2 separate regions of the Homo sapiens genome follow, and region 2 is linked to region 1. The links are chromatin loops, found by intact Hi-C in ENCODE. Cell type or tissue: breast epithelium. All regions are shown on one strand. Links, peaks and the distances in the headings refer to the core of each region. The heading gives the core; the rest is flanking DNA.

Region 1 (9,528 bases), core at 597-8,596:
CTTACCTGTTAGAGCCCTATATACACATATAAAAAATGATTCTTGAGATTTGCTTTAAAATTTTTTAAAATGTAGACTAGGGCAATGTGAGACAAGATTTTTTAAATGGTGATAATCATTGAAGCTGAAACGGGTAATGGGCACATTGATGTATTATAGTTTTTAATTTTGGGGTATGTTTGAAATTTTCTGAAAAAGAAAAAAGTAATAATACAACTGGCTGCAGTTATGAAAATAAAAGTAAATCAATATCAGGATAATCTTGGGTCTCAGTGTGTTAATTCAGGATAATTCAAGATTTTACTGACACTGAAACATTAGATTTAGTGGATTCTTTTTCTCTGTCAACATTACTGTTCGTGATGTTGTTTCATGCGTCAGATGCTAGGGACATATTTTCAGTGTTTATACTGGGAAATGCTAAAATTTTCTTGACTTCCTTTTTATGAATCAAGTTGTTTATCACTAATTGCTCTTTAACTGCCTGTTCAATACATTAAGATCAAGAATCTCTAACTCCTATTTAATTCTAAAGGAATTTTCAGTGATATAAGAAATAAAGAAGCATAGGAGGATTAAAGACTTAAAAATTCAGAGATTATGCAAAATGAACAAAGAAAGCTCACATTTCCAGGTAGCACTGAGAAAGTGTCTTGGAAACAGGATACCATATTTGTTTCTGAGTTTCCTGGTAACCAAGGCTAAAAGCAAAACACAGATGATACCCAGAAAGTAAAATCAGACACATTAACCTGCATTCATAATAAAACTACACTTCTGATGAAATACATCTCTAATGATTATTCTTGGATATGGAGTAGCACTAATATCACCTTCACTTGCTGTTTTATATAAGACATAGGGATGCCATGTAAATAAAAGCTTACCGAATTCATTCTCTATGAAGCTTAAAAATACATTGTTAATTATAAATCAGTAGCATTGGCTCCATGGAAAGTTAAAAAAATATGGTCCAGGCATTTTGTTTTCTGAAGATCTAAGTAAAGTGAATAATATCAAAGAATGGTCAAGCCATGTGTCCTTAGTTAGTCTGTCTGGCACCTCCAGGATTTGGTGAAACCTGGGCAGGGGCTGGAGAAGCAGAGTTGCCCTCTCTCCCAGACTCTCTTATGCCCACACTGACCATTGATCCCCCCACTGTACTTTGGGAAGACACCAATTCTGTTAGACCTTCCCAGGGACCTTACCAAAAAGGTTTCAAAGTCAAGTACTGAGATGTGATGGTCTGAACAGTGTTACACCAGTTTTCTTTTTCTTTTTCTTTTTTCTTATTTTTTTGCTGCAGGACACTTCCGGTTTTGAACACACCAGGTTTTAATTTGAATGTGTGAGAGGCGTAGAGTGTACGATTTCTCCAGTTTGGTTGACCACGGAATCCCTCTTTCTCCCCTGCTTTTAAAAAAATGTGGCATGTTTTATTATCTCTTTCTTTTCAACACATTATTTAGGAAACCCTGGACTATGGAATCAGCTGAAATGAGAGCCATGAGCTTTATATAACACTGAAAGCACCATGGTTCTCTTTCTGTCATTCAGAGCCAAACTTGCAGACTCCCAGATTAATATGGTGGCTCATAGCAGGTGCCTGATTGCCTGATTCATCCGCTCCCATCCTCCCATTAAAACCCCATTGAAGGCACATGCAAAATTGCAAAATTGCAACTGCACCAGAAGCTAAGAATACCAATTAATGCTTGGCCACAGTCTAGGAAGGATTTCTGCCAATAGCAGTGCAGATGAGGACAGATTGAGAAACTCTCATTAGCTGATGCACAATGCGGCTTTGAGGCAGAGCACCGAGGTCAGAAAAGACGGAGCCAAGCCCATCGCAGAGGCACCTCACAAGTGCCCAGGAGAAGCTGAGTACCAAACTCCAAGCAAGATAGAGTTGCATCCCTAGGCAAAGAGGGCCACTTCTTTAACCCCAACCACAACAGTCCTGCTAATCTGTATTTCTTAAAGAGTGCACCCCCCAAGCGAAGCAACCAGAGGTCCTTGGTCATTAAAATACTTTTCTTTTCCAGGCAGAAGGGGCAAGAGGAGACTCCACACTGATAAACACCAGAAATGTGGCTAATGGTCCTCTCTCCTGCTAAAGATCTGAGAATTCTGTCAGCAACAGAGTGAACACTGAGGGGATCGTGGGGCATGTGCTAGACATTTCTATAGCCCAGCTCAAAAGTGTTAGGTGACTACAGAGTGATTCTAAATGCGGTCTAGGGATATCATTTTAGCAGATATGAAGCCAGTCAAGAGATGTCAGGTTTTGGACAGATGGTGAAGAATCTTATAACTTACAGATAATATTAGTACAATTAAAAATAGAATATATATCTTCCAAATTGTAGAAAGAAAGTAAAATGTAGTCTATAGAGCAAAAGACAGAAAATAACAGAAAAATCAAACATCCATTAAAAAGATACAGAGCAGAAAAATAAGATGGCAAAAGTAACAGCAAACATATTTTTTGAGACAGCAAACAAAACAGTTAAAGTCTCCTTTTCAGAGACTCTAAGTCTGGATTGAAAGGGAAATGTAAGTGTGTGTCATTGAGACTGACTGAAAACAAAAGGAAAAAATAGATTTTTTTCTTTTTTTTTGAAACAGTCTTGCTCTGTCTGTCACCGAGGCTGGAGTGCTGTGGCATGATCTTGGCTCACTGCAACTTCCACCTCCCTGGTTCAAGTGATTCTCATGCCTCAGCCTCCCGAGTATCTGGAATTACAGGCTCATGCCACTATGCCCGGGTAATTTTCGTATTTTTAGTAGAAACGTAGTTTCACCATGTTGGCCAGGCTTGTCTCAAACTCCTGGCCTCAAGTGATCTGCCCACCTCGGTCTCCCAAAGTGCTGGGATTACAGGCGTGAACACTGTGTCTGGCCCCAAAATAGATTATTTTAAAAGATGAACAAAGATAAATTAGACATACATAAGTAAAATAAATCAGGAGTTTAAAACATGACATCAGACAAAACAATGTGCAAGAGAAAATAAACAGAAAAGATCGTTTCATGTTAGTAAAAATATAGTCATGATGAAATTACAACATTCATGAATCTTTATGTGCCAAATTATACAGCATTGACATATTTAAAGCAGGTACAGTTTAAAATCTCAGAAGAAATTCACACACACACAAAATTTTGTGGTAGGAAATTTTTAATAGACCAAAAGTTTTCCTTTGCAAGTCAAGGAATGTATAGAAAACTTTAAGAAGCATAGAAAATTTGGATAATAATATGGCCAACTAGGGCATAACCTAAAAACAAATTTAGAGCCTCAAAACAAAAAAAAAATGTACCTTCTTTTCAAGCAACTAAAGAATATTTTCAAAAGTGACTATTAAACAGAGCATAAGAACATCTAGTATTACAAAAAAAAGGCCTCATTGTATAGGATGTTTTATAAACTTTGCAATTAAATTATAAATTATAGCTAAAATTTAAGCAAAACAAAGCAAAAATAATTTGCAAAACTTTAAACACATTCCTAAACAATTCTGACAAGGGAGAAGAGCTTAATTCCTTATGAATGCTAAAGCTCTAAATCTTTGTCGCAATTTCAGTGCCCCAAGACCATTCAATTCCATCCTTAAGGTGGGACAGTGCATTCATGAAAATCATGTTTTCAAGGACTCAGAAATGGCAATGGGAAATGCTGAAATGAAAGCTTAAGCGCAAAAACAGACTATGGAACAATATGGAGCATATACGCCTAATATTTTTTTAAAGGAAATGAACCAAATTGTCAACAGATACTCTGTGAGGCAAAATTATAAGTGATTTTAATTTGCTTCTATTTTGTGTTATTTTCAAATTTGGGGCCATAAATATGTAGTTATACAATAAAGGAACAATAAATATGTTTTAAGAAAAATATTAAAAATTATAATTAAGTCCTTGAATGCACCGGATCGACCTAGGACACCAGGTGCCATGGCTTGGGTGGGGATCAGCTGCCCCATCACTCCAACCATGGAGCCCAGAGCCTGCTCAGGTGTGTCTTGTCGGGTGTCTCGTTCAGGTGCAGCCTGCTTGCCCCTTAAGGGCCCACCTTCTGCTCATTGGTTACTTATAACTTCATCAGTCTGTGACTTTGAAGACTGCTTCCTTCTTAGCAATTCAGACAAAATTAGCATTTCTCTTCTTCCAAACTTGTATCTGGACTGAAACCAAATTAACCTGTGAAGATTTGCAAACAAAGGCCATTTGTTTGGAAATGACCCTGGATGAACTTTTTTTCTTTTATAGACAGGGACTCACTATGTTGCCCAGACTGGTCTTGAATTCCTGGGCTCATATGATCCCACCTCAGCCTCCTGAGTAGCTGGGATTACAGGCATGAGCCATTGCACACAGCATGGTGCTTCAACAGCTCGCAAGCATGTTTCATTGGAGAATCCTGCCTTCTCTCTCTGCCTCCCCCTCCACCCACAATAATGTGAACGGTGCTGGGGTAGAAAAGCCCTGGGTGCAGGCCTGGTGTGGTGGCTCACGCCTGTCATTCCAGCACTTTGGGAGGCCAAGGCCAGTGGATTGCTTGAGGTCGGGAGTTTGAGACTAGCCTGACCAACATGGTAAAACCCCATCTCTACTAAAAATACAAAAAAAAAAAAAAAAGTTGCTGGGTGTGGTGGTCAGTGCCTGTAATCCCAGCTACTTGGGAGGCTGAGGCAGAAGAATCGCTTGAACCTAGGAGGTTCAGGTTGCAGTGAGCCAAGATCATGCCACTGCACTCCAGCCTGAGTGACAGAGTGAGACCGTGTCTCAAAAAAAGGAAAAAAAAAAAAAAAAGGCCCTGGGTGCAGAGTGCAGGAATAAGGATGATGCTAGGGAATGAAGTCACATTCTCCATCCTGTCAACTAAATTAAATGATAAACAGGAGAGAGGAGAGCCTTCCACATGAAGGAAGAGCCTGAGAACAAGAGCACCTGATGCTCAAAGACCATGAGCATGAAGGGCAGGGGGCACGACGAAGCCAGGGGGATGTGGTGTCTCACCACGTGTGGTTTTGGGTCTGTGCAAATGATATGGTCCTTTGACTTAGGGGCAATGAGAACCTACTGAAACATTTTAAGCAAAAGGTGACACGATCGGACAAGGTTAGAAAAATGAACAGATCATCCTGGCTAACACGGTGAAACCCCATCTCTACTAAAAATACAAAAAATTAGCCGGGCGTGGTAGCACATGCTGTAGTCCCAGCTACTCTGGAGGCTGAGGCAGGAGAATGGTTTGAAACCAGGAGGCGGAGGTTGCAGTGAGCAGAGATCATGCCACTGCACTCCAGCCTGGGTGACAGAGCAAGACTCCATCTCAGAAAAAAAAAGAAAAATGAACATGGCTACAGAAGGGATAGCAAATAAGATATAGAGGGGATGAGACTGGAAATGGAGCTGCCAGCGAGGGCACCTGATGGAGTGGTGAAGGTGGCATTAAAGAAAAGTGAACAGATCTAGAAGATAAAGATCATGCAGTGCATCTCAATTGGGGGTGACTGAACCCTCCAGATTCTGGAGAAATTTTTGGTTGTCACAACCAGAGAGAAGTGCTGCTGGCACTTGGTAGGTAGAGGCCAGGGGAGCCGTTCAACACACCTGCAATGCACAGACCATCCCCACCAATTATCAGGACCAAAATCACAATAGTGTTGCCCGTGAGGATCCTTGGAGGTGGAAACTGGATGCCAGGACAGTCCCATTTCCTGGCATGTGTAGAGGGTCAATGATGATGCCAGTCACTGCCAGAGAAGATCAAGTGTGCAAGGAAGGCCACGGGGTATGAGTGTCTCTGATTTTACTCTCATAAAAGCAAGCCTGGGGGAAAATGGTGAAATTGGAAGATGTTGATAAAAGATGTTTTAATAAAGATGCAAAGTCTACATTAAGAAAAATATCGAGCCAGAACTCCTTACACAGGACTTTCCTACCTGTGTGCTGTGTATATTAACAAGTGCGCTCTGGAGGGAGGGGCACTGGGGACCTGCAGAGGGCTGGACTCAGCCGGGGAACCCCCAAGGCAGTGGACCTGGTATTCCAGGAGCTCCTGCAGAGAGCACTATGGGGCTGTTTGCACAGCGGACTGAGGGCCCTCAGGGAAGGCCGGGGAGCCAGGGGGTACCCCTTAGTCCAGGGCCCAGAGGGAAACTGCTGTTTTGAGCACAGTCCGCCCCTCAGCTCAGCCAGAGCCCTGCCGCTGGGACTTGGCCTGCCTCGTGAGGAGAGGTGAGTGCAGGACAGGGACCGGCCTCACCTGCGTCTCTGCAGCGGGGCGCTCCTCTTTCTATCTTTCACCTGGACAACTTGAGCCCAATGTTTGCAGCTCAGGCTCTCTCCTGGGGATCCTTGAACCCACAAAACTGGGGTGGGTGCTCCCTCTGTTTGTGTGAAAGCACAGATTATGCCAATTGATCCTGCTAGGCCCTTAAGGGAGGGACTGCGTTTATTGATCATGAAATCCCCAGAGCCCCCAACAGGGCATTGTCCTGTTAAGGGGTGGCCGCATGGCCCAGAGGCACAGAGCCCTGCTCTGGTGTCTGTGACATCTGCAGGGATGGAGGACATTGTCTTACAGGAGGTCTCAGGCCCAGGCACTGGCAGCCTCAACCCAGGCACTGTAGGCATAGGCTAAGAGCAGCCGACCCCGGGACCCCCTGCAACAACAGCAGCTTCCAGGCTCTGCCCCAGTGACAGCTCACAGCACCGGTCCCAGGAGGAAGGCAGGGAGACAGCAGGTGTAGGTGACACTGAGCCTACATTGTTCTCCACCACTGCTGAGACAACCCTCTTGAAATAGTCGCTGATCCACACACTCCTGTTCCTGACTCACCGCTGTTTGCTCTCGCTGAGGAACAAGTTGGCCAGGAAGCCGCGCAGCAGCCATGGCTTTTAAGGTGGAAAAACACCTGTGGAGCTGGAGGTGGCAATTCACCCAATTTGAATCACTCTAACAAGCCGCAATGTAAAATCCCTCGAAAAGGTGTGTGCTGACTTGGTCAGAGGAGCACAGGAAAAGAATCTCAAAGTGAAAGGACCAGTTGGAATGCCTAGCAAGACTTTGAGAATCACTACAAGAAAAACTCCTTGTGGTGAAGGTTCTACGACATGGGATGGTTTCCAGATGGGAATCCACAAGCGACTCATTGACTTGCACAGTCCTTCTGAGATTGTTAGGCAGATGACTTCCATCAGTAATGAGCCAGGAGTTGAGGTGGAAGTCACCATTGCAGTTGCTTAAGTCAACTATCTTAAATAAATTCATTACCAGTTGTTTAAAAAAAAAAAAAGGAAAAAGAATTAGAGAGACTTCACAATGAGCAAATGAAATTCCTGGAATAGCAGGTGTAGGCAGTACCCTAGGACCACTGCGTGTGACCATTCAACTATTTTCTTGACCCTGGTTTTCCCAAAAAACATGGATCATACCAAAATCACCAGTTAGTCATGCTTCTAAGAAATAATCTCTCCATCAGATAAATTGCAGCCTGTTCATAAGGCTGAGATGGTGCCTACTCACAATAAGAAATTAAGGTTCATTGAATAGGTCCAGTGCTTCTTGGCCCTTCACCCAAGCCCAGAAATTAAGTGTGAATGTTACTTAGTCATCACACATTGATGAGTGACAATTTTTTTTTTTTTTTTGAGACGGAGTCTCACTCTGTTGCCCAGGGAGCAACACCATGCCTGGCTAAACAATATTTTTTTTTATCTTAAATCTTAGACAAGTTTTTCATTTTGTTGTGCGTGTGCATGTGCATGTGTGTGTGTGTGTTGCTGATGTTTTGTTATTTCATTTTACCCTGCAGGTTTGTGGCAGAATCAGCTCAGAGGTCAGGATTCAGGAGAAGGCCCGAATCACTCAGAGTCAGGTCCATAGTCTAAATGGACAACAGTACCAGGTGTCCTGTCCTCCCTGAGTAACTTGATAACAACAGATAAAAAAAGATAAATCTTTTTTTTTTGAGATAGAGTCTCACTCTGCCACCCAGGCTGGAGTGCAGTCTTGGCTCACTACCGCCTCTACCCCCTGGGTTCCAGTGATTCTCGTGCCTCAGCCTCCCTAGTAGCTGGGACCATAGGCATGCGCCACCACGCCAAGCTAATTTTTGTATTTTTAGTAGAGATGGGGTTTTGCCATGTTGGCCAGACTGGTCTTGAACTCCTGGCCTCAAGTAATCCACCCACCTCAGCCTCCCAAAGTGCTGGGATTATAGGCATGAGCCACTGCACCCAGCCTGATAACGCCTTCATTTCTGAAAGACTCAAGACACAGCTTGTTGACCAGCCAGCTTGACATTCTAGACCCTGTGACAGGCTTTTTGCCTGTTTGAGTAGCGTAAATAAATTAACCCGGGGTTTAATCAATCAGTCTCTGAGACTTTTTCATACTTTCCCAACACTGTGCCTTTCCTTATACTGCAGCCTCTTCTGGGAGAGTTTGTAGCCTCTGCGTCTGCGTATCAAGGCCACACCCTCTGGTTCTGACATGGAGATCCTCCATGGAGATTCCAGAGCCTCCTAGGTCAGCACTGCGGGAGGGAGAGAAGTACAGGGGAGGGACAGAGAGAGGTACAGGGGAGGGACAGAGAGAGGTACAGGGGAGGGGCAGAAGGGAGGAGCTGGCTGTGATGCAGTCTCAGGGAAGAAGATGGGGAGTCCTGAAGATGAAATGACCTCCAGAATGTTCCATAGTAAGGGTGCAGTGCACAGAATTGAAGAGAAAAATCTCAGAGACAGAAAAAATGCTGCAAGAAGAAATAGGAGCTGCTCCAGCAAAATGACCTGACCTCGGGTTTGGGCAGTGAAGTTTGAAGGAAACACCCTCCTCTTGCCCTGTGCAATCACGGGACACCTCAATCTGCCCCTCCTGTGTCCCCAGGTTCATTGAATAGTTCCAGTGCTTCTCAGCCCTTCACCCAAGCCCAGGGCCCCTGGGTAGCCTTTGCCTCTTTCCCTCCCTCCCCACGTTCAATGCATCAGTCAGTCTTATTAGCTTTAATTCCAAATAACTTTTAATTTAAAAAGGTTGAGTGCCAACTACTTCACTTACCCTTATTTCATCTTGAGTCATGTGGTGAAATGGGCATTAGAGTTCCCAGTTTCCACGATGCAGTTTGTAGGGCTTCACTGGGTTTGGGGACTGTCCCAAGCTCCTAGGAGAGTCACTGACAGAGCCAGGGTGTGGCCTGGGGTGTTTGACACCAACTTGATGTACTTCTTCCAGTCTGCAGCTCAGTCTTCACCTTCAATTGCGACATTGCAATTGAATAGAAATCTGCATCAGCCCACGCTCCACTGAATGAGTACCTCTTTAGAGTGGGCTCATTTTATTTCAGGTTTTAAATACGCCCCCCTCCCCATGTGATGGTCATCAGTAGACAGAACCTCATGCCTCCGGGTTCCCTCTCCTTTCATTTACTGTGATATCACACTGTCTTGGCCAAGCACTGACCATAGAGGTGGGGTATGAAATTGCTGTGTACACAGTCAAGCATCCTGGGCTGGGAG
Region 2 (9,528 bases), core at 1,104-9,103, 57 kb after region 1:
CCCCTTGTCCCCCACCCCCCGACAGGCCCTGGTGTGTGATGGTCCCCTCCCTGTGTCCATGTGGTCTCACTGTTCAGCTCCCATTTATGAGTGAGAACATGTGGTGTTTGGTTTTCTGTTCTTGTGTTAGTTTGCTGAGAATGATGGCTTCCAGCTTCTTCCATGTTCCCGCAAAGGACATGAACTCATTCTTTTTTATGGTTGCATAGTATTCCATGGTGTATATGTGCCACATTTTTTTTATCTAGTCTATCATTGATGGGCATGTGGGTTGGTTCTAAGTCTTTGCTATTGTAAATAGTGCTGCAGTAAACATATGTGTGCATGTGTCTTTACAGTAGAATGATTTATAATTCTTTGGATATATACCCAGTAATGGGATTGTTGGGTTCTTTTTTTTCACTTTTTTTCTTTTTTCTTTCTTTCTTTTTTTTTTTTTTTTTAGATAAGATCTTGATCTGTCACCCAGGAGGCTGGAGTGGAGTGAAGTAGAAAGATCAAGGCTCACTGCAGCCTTGACCTCCTAGGCTCAATTGATCCTCCCACCTCAGCCTCCTGAACAGCTGGGACTACAGGTGCACACCAACGTGCCCGGCTAGTTTTTGTACTTTTTATAGAGTCGGGATTTTGCCATGTTGCCCAGGCTGGGTTTGAATTCCTGGGCTCAAGCAATCCACCCACCTTGGCCTCCCAAAGTGCTGCGATTACAGGCGTGAGCCACTGCACCTGGCCCAAATCTTTCTAGATGTTTACAATCTCCACCCCACCCCCCAATGTCTTGGCCACAACTTTTTAAAAACATTTTTAAGAGACTCATTCTTAGTCTTTCCAGAGCCTTCATCTTCATTTTCATATAAACGATAGCTCTTTCCTTTTGCACTTACGCTTCATAGAGTCAGCTAGTATTTATTTAAATTACATCACTATAACAACCAATACAACTGGCATAAACGGGCTTGGTGTGGGGGCCAGAGCAACTGCATCTTGGATGCTAATCCACCACGTACTTCTCATTAACCCCAGTTCCAGGAAGGCCTCGGAGATTTCTATGTTATCTACTGTTTTTTACATAAGAACACGTACTTATGGTAAATCCTGCCCTTAAGCAGTTGTCCTACACATTCCTCTGCCTGGGTACATAAGCGGTGGGTCTGGGAGATAATGGTGCGAAGCCATCCACTATCTCATCTTGAGGCCTCCTAGGACATCATGGCTTCTGTTTATAAGTCCCTATAAAATGTTTCTTTCTAAGAAACTGGATTTGTCAGCCTCTTTCTTCGGCCTCTCAGCTTCCTTGGACTTTGGAGGTAGGTTTGCATAGACCTGCTCACTGTCACCTGGGAACCAGCCTGAGTCTTAGGAGGATTTATCAGAGAGCAACCCACTAGCCTCAAAATCTGAGACTGGGCGTGGTGGCTCACGCCTGTAATCCAAGCACTTTGGGAGGCCGAGGCGGGCAGATCACCTGAGGTCAGGAGTTTGAGAACAGCCTGGCCAACACGGTGAAAACCCCATCTCTACTAAAAATACAAAAAAAAAAAAAAAAAATGAGCCGGGCATGGTGGCGGGCACCTGTAATCCCAGCTACTCAGGAGGCTGAGGCAGGAGAATAGCTTGAACCCAGGAGGTGGAGGTTGCAGTGAGCCGAGATCGGACCATTGCACTCCAGCCTGGCCGACAAGAGCAAAACTCCCTCTCTCTGTCTCTCTCTTCCTCTCTCTCTATATATATATATATAAAATATGGCCACACTGAGTCTATTTTGCAGAAGACATGAAGAATATTGGTCAATCCAGCAATGGTGGTTAAGGGAAGGTTGGTTAAGAGGGCTTTAATACACAACAAGGACTTAGAAACACACAAAGCAATATGTGGGTAAAATCTTCCTAGATTTTTACAGTCTCCACTCCACCCTGCAATAACTTGGCAACACCTTCCACACTTGGAAGCCTGAACTGCTTGGGTTCAAATCTCATTTTGCCACTAACAAACTAAGTGAGTTTGAGCAAATTATTCAGGTCTGGTGTTTCCTTATTTTTTCCTTATTTATCACATGGGATAGTAACAGCTTCTAACTTATATGACTGGGTGTGATTAAAGGTACAACCAAACAAATATAAGACTCTCCTCTCTTCTTACCACTTATATTTATAGGATATAGAATCTTCCCAAGAATCAGAGGTGGGTACGATAATATCAATACTTCCATGTCACTACCCCTGGGCTTCACTGGCTGAACTGGGACCTTGGCCTCTCCCAGCAGAGTCTCTTCTAGTTATTGCTGCGAAAGTCCCATGTGTGTCTGAGAACATCTTGGGACTATTCCTGCTTCCCTTTGTTCCTTTTCTCTCTCAGAGGAACCAAAACATTCGGCTCTGGATCTTTGACATGTCAGAACAGCACCTCATTCTGAACAAATCTATGCTGAAAGTTCACCCAGAACCCTGATATATCTCTATTTTTCTCCTTTTCAAAAAGAAAATGAAAACATCTTATAAAATTTTGGAGCCAAATTTTTTTTAGTTAAAAGTATATGTTGGTTCTGACTGCATTAAGTATTATTTTTATCACCATTTAAAATACTTCCTTAGAATCCTAATGCATGGAAATATAGGGATGAATTAATTATTTTCTCTTTTATTCTTTTACTTTCTTTTTTTTTTTGCTATATTAACAGCCTTGCTATTATTCAACACTCTTCTGAAAATCCTAGCCAACTCAATAAGTAACATATAATTACGAAAAAGAAGCCAAAATTATCATTAGTCACAGTTGTGAGGCAATGACAACCAAAAACTATTACAACTAATGAGTACAGCAGGATTGTGTAGAATAAAAATTAAATATAAGTGTATATGTGTATATATGTACATATTTATGTGTGTGTGCATATATACACATACACATATAGTTTTCCTATGTGACAAAAATTACCACCTAAAACATAATATAAAGAGGAATAAAATTGAAACTAACTAAGGCATAACTAAAACAAAATTCTTAGGCCATATTAGAAGAACATAAAACTTTGCCAAGGGATATAAGAAGGAGACTTAGCTATTGCTATAATGAATGTTTCTTTATTATTTTTTTAGAGACAGGGTCTCACTCTGTCGCCCAGGTTGAAATGCACTGGTGCGATAATAGCTCACTACAGCCTTGAACTCCTGAACTCCCAGGTTCAAGCAATCCTTCTGTCTCAGCCTTTTGAGTAGCTGGGACTACATGCATGCACCACCACACCTGGCTAATTTTTAAAACTTTTTTTTATAGATATGGGGGTTTCACTATATTGCCCAGGCTGGTTACAAACTCCTAGGCTCAAGTGATCCTCCCATTTTGGCCTCTGAAAGTGGTTGGATTACAAGCATGAGCCACTGAGCTTAGCCTTATCAGTTTAATATGATTACACTGAAACTATCCCTTTGATTCTTTTTGGAACTTTGAACATAATTTTAAAATTCAACTAGAAAAGTCATTGGGAAAGACTGGACAGGCTGACTCTGAAACCCAAGTCCCCCTGCTGTCCCCACTGCCACTGAGCTGCACTGTGGAGGTGTGTTCTGTTGAAGTAGGTGCAATAACAGCCCAGGGACAGGTAAATAAAATACAACAGAAATCCCCCAAACAGACTCGAGTATCCATCTAGTATTTGATAAAGATGAATTCAAGAACTAAGGTAACATTGGAAGTAAACATGGGTAATTCAGCCATGTGTTCAACTTGACTAGCTGCCATCTTGATTTCTCTAGTGAGATTTTTTTTTGCTGCATTTCACCAGGGGTCTCCTGGTGGTACTCACTCAATGTTTGCAGTATACCATGGTGATTAAGAACTTGGGAGCCTGAGGCCAGGCACGGTGGCTCATGCCTGTTATCCCAACACTGTGGGAGGCCGAGGTGGGCAGATCATCTGAGGTCAGGAGTTCGAGACCAGCCTGGCCAACATGGCGAAACCCCATCTCTACTAAAAATACAAAAATTAGCTGGGCATGGTGGTGGGCACCTGTAATCCCAGCTACTCGGGAGGCTGAAGTAGCAGAATTGCTTGAACCTCAGAGGCAGAGGTTGCAGTGAGTTGAGATTGGGCCACTGCACTCCAGCCTGGATGGCAGAGAGAGACTCTGTCTCAAAAAAAAAAGAAGAAGAAGAAGAAGAACTTGAGAACCTGAAATACTTGGGTTTAAATATCAGTTTGCTGCCATCAAGCTAAGTGACTGAGCAAGTTATTAAGGTCTGGTGTTTCCTTATTTCTCACATGGGATAGTAACAGCTTCTAACTCATACAACTAGGTCTGAACTCATGAACTGTATGAAAATTTTAAAACCAATACTTGTGAAATGCATAGTACTCAATAATTACCATGTAAGAATTACTAAGTGTTTTCATGTCATGATTTCTCTTTTACAAAAATGCAGACTTTACGTAAATTCTCAGAGCGAAATCTCAGTATTCTCAGAACATCTTCTATGGCCCAGTACGTAGGTGCAACCTCTTTTCCTGGACCATACCCTCAATCACATTGCAGGTATAAATTGCCCAGGGGGCAGTTTGAGTCACTTTATTTTAAAATTAGTGCCTGTATATATTTTTTTAAATGTCGATTTCTTCATCAAGTCATTTTTTTGAAAAAGTGGCTATCTTGTGAAAATTGCTACCATAGCAAATATTAATGGTAATTATCCCTGATGTGATTATGTGAGATCCTTACTTTCTTCCTTTATTTTTCTCTAATTTCCCAATATTCTACACTAGAAATGTTTTATTTTAGAGTTAGAAAAAAATATATATTAACAGAAAAACAACAAAGACTTAGGAAGTTTCAACCTATTGGTCTTGGCTGGCTAGGAGTCACTGAGGTTAGAGGCACTTTAACTGCTAACTCAGACTAGCTGATATTTCTTTCTTTCTTATGTTTTAACAAAAATTTAAAAGAAACGGACTCACCAGATGCTCAGACTTAAACTGTGAGAGGCAAAAACACAACAGAATTCCCTAGGGAAACACTGGGTCCCTGAAACCACCATTGCCACATGGCTTACCCTGATAGAGGCAAGTCAGTGTGCAAGGATGAAAGAGCTTGGGTTACGGTTGAGGCTGAGTCCAGGCTGAGCTGGTGATGCCTCAGCGTCCCTTAAGGCAGGACTGGGGCAGGAGTCTAAGAATGAGATTTAGAGGTGTGTTGGGAACAGGCCCCCCAAAATCTGGCCATAAACTGGCCCCAAAACTGGCCATAAACAAAATCTCTGCAGCACTGTGACATGTTCATGACGGCCATGACGCCCATGCTGGAAGGTTGTGGGTTTACCAGAATGAGGGCAAGGAACACCTGGCCCACCCAGGGTGGAAAACTGCTTAAAGGCATTCTTAAGCCACAAACAACAGCATGAGCGATCTGTGCCTTAAGGACATGCCCCTCCTGCAGTTAACTAGCTCAACCTATTCCTGTAATTAGGCCCATCCCTTTGTTTCCCATAAGGGATATTTTTAGTTAATTTAATATCTATAGAAACAATGCTAATGACTGGCTTGCTGTTAATAAATACGTGGGTAAATCTCTGTTCAGGGCTCTCAGCTCTGAAGGCTGTGAGACCCCTGATTTCCCACTTCACGCCTCTATATTTCTGTGTGTGTGCCTTTAATTCCTCTAGCGCAGCTGGGTTAGGGTCTCCCTGACCGAGCTGGTCTCGGCAGAGGTGGGCATAGGAAAACCAGCTCAGATGTCCATTTTGGGATCTCTCCTCATGTCTTTGGAGCTGGCCATTGGGATAGTCCAGGGAGTCCTCCCCAGAAGAATGGCTGGCCCTTTCCTAGTCTCACTGTGCAGACCTCTTGGGAATGTCCTCAGTCTAGTCCAGCGTAACCCCCAGTCAAGAGCTTCAGAGCCTCCTTCTTATGACTTGCGGCATGAATCCTACCTCCAGGAAAGCCTTTCCTCCCTCCAGGAGCCAATTGTGCATGCCATGTTCTGTGGTTATCTCTATCCATGCCTCAGGTCCCTGACATTCAGCCAAAAAGTATCTCCAGCCATGTGCCTTACATGGTTCTGAGCCCTGACTAAGGCAGACCCTGAGAACCAATGGTTGCTGGCAAGAATGGAGATTCATCTACCTTGGCCTCTCAAAGTGCTTAAGAAGAAGGGGAGTGGTGGGTATTTTAAAGATATACTGCCTGGAACCAAGGCAGCTCTAGGGTGGAGCAGCACAAAACATTGTACAACTCAAGAGGACATGATTTCTTCTTTGGTCTGTGGGAATTACACTCCCCTTGTCTGTCAGTTCAGGTCTTCTAAAGAGCAGAAGCCAAGACTAAATTAGACAACTATGTTAGTTTGCTAGGGCTGCCCCAACAAAGTGCTACAGACTGGTTGATTTAAACAACAGCCATGTTAAACAACGTCTCACCGTTCTGGAGGCCAGAAGTCTTAAATCAGGTGTTGGCTCTTTCTGAGGGCTCTCTCCTGTTCTGTGCCTCTCTCCTGGCTTCTCATAGCCTTAGGAGTTCCTTGGCTTGGAGATGACTCTCCCTGTATCTTCACACCATCTTCCCTCTGCACGCATCTGCATCAGTGTCCAAGCATCCTCCTTCTTATTAGGACACCAGTCATACTGGACTAGGGTTCACTCTAATGACCTCATCTTTTTTTTTTTTTTTTTTGAGACAGAGTTTCGCTCTTGTTGCCCAGGCTGGAGTACAATGGCATGATCTCGGCTCACTGTAACCTCTGCCTCCCGGCAGAGTTTCTCCCGGCAAGTGATTCTCCTGTCTCAGCCTCTTGAGTAGCTGGGATTACAGGTGCCTGCCACTATGCCCGGCTAATTTTTGTATTTTTAGTAGAGATGGGGTTTCACCATGTTGGCCAGGCTGGTCTTGAACTCCTGCTCTAAGGGTATCCAAAGTGCTGGGATTACAGGCATGAGCCACCGTGCCCAGTCTGACCTCATCTTAAACTGATCATCTGCAAATGCCCGGTATTAGTCCTGTAGTACCAATTTAGTATATCGGTTTTCATGCTGCTGATAAAGACATACCCAAGACTGGGCAACTTATAAAGAAAAAGAGGTTTAATGGACTCAAAATTCCATGTGGCTGGAGAGGCCTCACAATCACGGTGGAAGGTGAAAGGCACATGGCAGCAGACAAGAGAGAATGAGAGCCAAGTGAAAGAGATTTCCCCTATAAACCCATCAGATCTTGTGAGACTTATTCACTACCATGAGAACAGTATGGGGGGATCTGCCCCCATGATTCAATTACCTCCCACTAGGTCCTTCCAGCAACATGTGGAACTTATGGGGGCTGCAATTCAAGATGAGATTTGGGTGGGGACACAGTCAAACCATATAATACCCTATTTCTAAATAAGGTCACATTCACCAATACTGGGGGTTAGGACTTTGAATTAGTCAGCTTTCTCTAGAGAAACAAAACCAATAGGATATAGGTAGAAAGATCAATCAATAGATAGACAGATAGAGATAAAATAAGGAATTGGCTCACATGATTATGGCGGCTGACAAGTCCCCATATCTGCAGTCAGAAACTTGGAGACCTAGAGGAGCCAACGGTGCAGCTCCAGTTTGAATGCTAGAAGGCTCAAGACCCAGGAGGAGCTTGATGTTGCAGTTTGGGTCTGAAGGCAAGGAAAGAACCAATGTCCCAACGCAAGGCAATCACGAGAAAAGTGTTTCAACTTACTTGAAGGAGGGTTGGCATTTTGGTTCTATTCAGGTCTTCAACTGACTGGAAGAGGCTCACCCACACTGGGGAGGGCCATCTGCTTTCCTGGGTCTCCTGAGTCAAACATGAATCTCATACAGGAACACCCATAATGATGTTTGATCAAATGTCTGGGCATCCGGTGGCCTAGTTAAGTATGAAATTAACCACCACCCTTCAACATCATTTGGGGGGACACAATTCAACCCAAAACAATGTGCTAAAGATTGATTGGGCCAACTGCCTGGGGAGGATGAAAAGAGTGGGGCAGGAGAAGGCAGGGAGAGCCTTCTGGCCTCTAAGCAGGGCTGGCATTAGTGGAAAAAAAGGAAGGAAGGAGGAATGAGTAGGAAGAGCCTGGGACCACAGCACAGCTCTGACAACACATGCCGGGCAGGCCATGGCAGCCCCAGAGCAAAAGTTGGCTCTTCAAGGGCCCTTGGCCTGGGCAGGAGTGGCCGACTGTCATACGCCTGCTGTGCTGGGACCGTGGCTACAGCCAGAGCTGCGTGGTCTCAGCAGGTGCAAGGATGCTGCTGCCAGGGGTCGCCATCCGACTACAGCCCTCATGGCAGGTTCTCTTGAAGGGAGGTCACTTTCCCGGACCTTCAGGGCTCCTGGCTGCCAGCCCCTGGTCACTCCTCCTACTTTAGAGGAGTTCCCAGACCCATGGAAGGCAGGCTTCCTGAAGATTCTGGGAGAATGATAATCTTACATACGTGGAGATTGCTGACAGGAGGAAAAGAACCTGAGTTCTGGAGTCAGACAGCCTGCATCCCAATCTTGACTCCACTGCTTATGAGCTGTGTGTGGCCTTGCTCAAGTCACCAGATTTATTTATTTATTTAAGATGGAGTCTCACTCTGTCGCCCAGACTGGAGTGCAGTGGCGCGATCTCGGCTCACTGCAACCTCCACCTCCCAGGTTCAAGCGATTCTCCTGCCACAGCTACCCAAGTAACTGGGATTACAGGCACATGCCACCATGCCTGGCTAATTTTTGTATTTTTAGTACAGACGGGGTTTTGCCATGTTGGCCAGGCTGGTCTCAAACTCCTGACCTCAGGTGATCCTCCCACCTCAGCCTCCCAGAGTGCTGGGATTACAGGCATGAGCCACTGCACCCAGTCAAGTCACTAAATTTAACAGTGCCTTGGTATCCTCATCTGTGAAAGGGCGACACTAATCAAACCTGTCTCTGAGATTTGTTGGAGAATTAAATAAGGGGAAAGACATGAAGCCCTCAGGACCTAGTGTGGCATAGCCAAACGCTCCATGATGTGGGCTCCATACACACCCTCCTAATACAGTGTTTGTGTAAGTTAGAGTTGCAGCCAAGATTCCCAACTAGAACTATCTCCCTCTCTTCCTTCTCTTAATTGCCTTATAATTTCCATTCTTCCATTTCAAATTCCAACCAGAGAGACACACTGTTTTTGGCCTGCTCCTCTTCTTCTCCTGTGCATAGGTTGTTGGGCCTCTTGGAATGATGACCCCAGTATAAGCAGCTGTGCCAGAGGAGAAAGGGGGCGAGAGGGGCCATGTCATCCACAGGGAGCTACCCCTTCATCTGAGCTGCTGTTTTATGCAGGAGGCACCGCATGCTGGTCGCACCCCTACAGTTCCCCAGATGCTGCTAAGGGATTTTGTTGGCCACCATTGGTCATTGGCCTCACTGGGGACAGACGCCAGTCATTTAACATCAAGTGTGTAGCTTCCCTTATTCCAAACCAGTCTGGCCCTTATGATAGATGCAAATGCTTCCCTGTGAGGAAGGTGGGATGCATACCTGGGGACAGACCCTTCCAGA

What was found. A loop is a pair of places that touch in the nucleus more often than their neighbours do. Peaks named below come from ENCODE experiments on the same cell type or tissue, not always from the same donor. Only the 100,000 strongest peaks of a DNase experiment are listed, where the experiment ranks them.
Region 2: a loop joins it to region 1, with 17 times the contacts of the local background. A loop is called at or near these places in 4 of 110 quality-filtered maps.

Annotation. Positions count from the first base shown.
Region 1 is chr2:234,322,581-234,332,108 of GRCh38, forward strand. It overlaps the pseudogene RPS20P12. Among named protein-coding and RNA genes, the nearest start is that of LINC01891, 130 kb to the right of the region's middle. In breast epithelium, for the core only: no CTCF peak of the experiment used is centred there; DNase peaks (open chromatin) are centred at 1,701 and 4,364; H3K27ac peaks cover 410 bases.
Region 2 is chr2:234,378,944-234,388,471 of GRCh38, forward strand. No RefSeq gene overlaps it. Among named protein-coding and RNA genes, the nearest start is that of LINC01891, 71 kb to the right of the region's middle. In breast epithelium, for the core only: no CTCF peak of the experiment used is centred there; no DNase peak of the experiment used is centred there.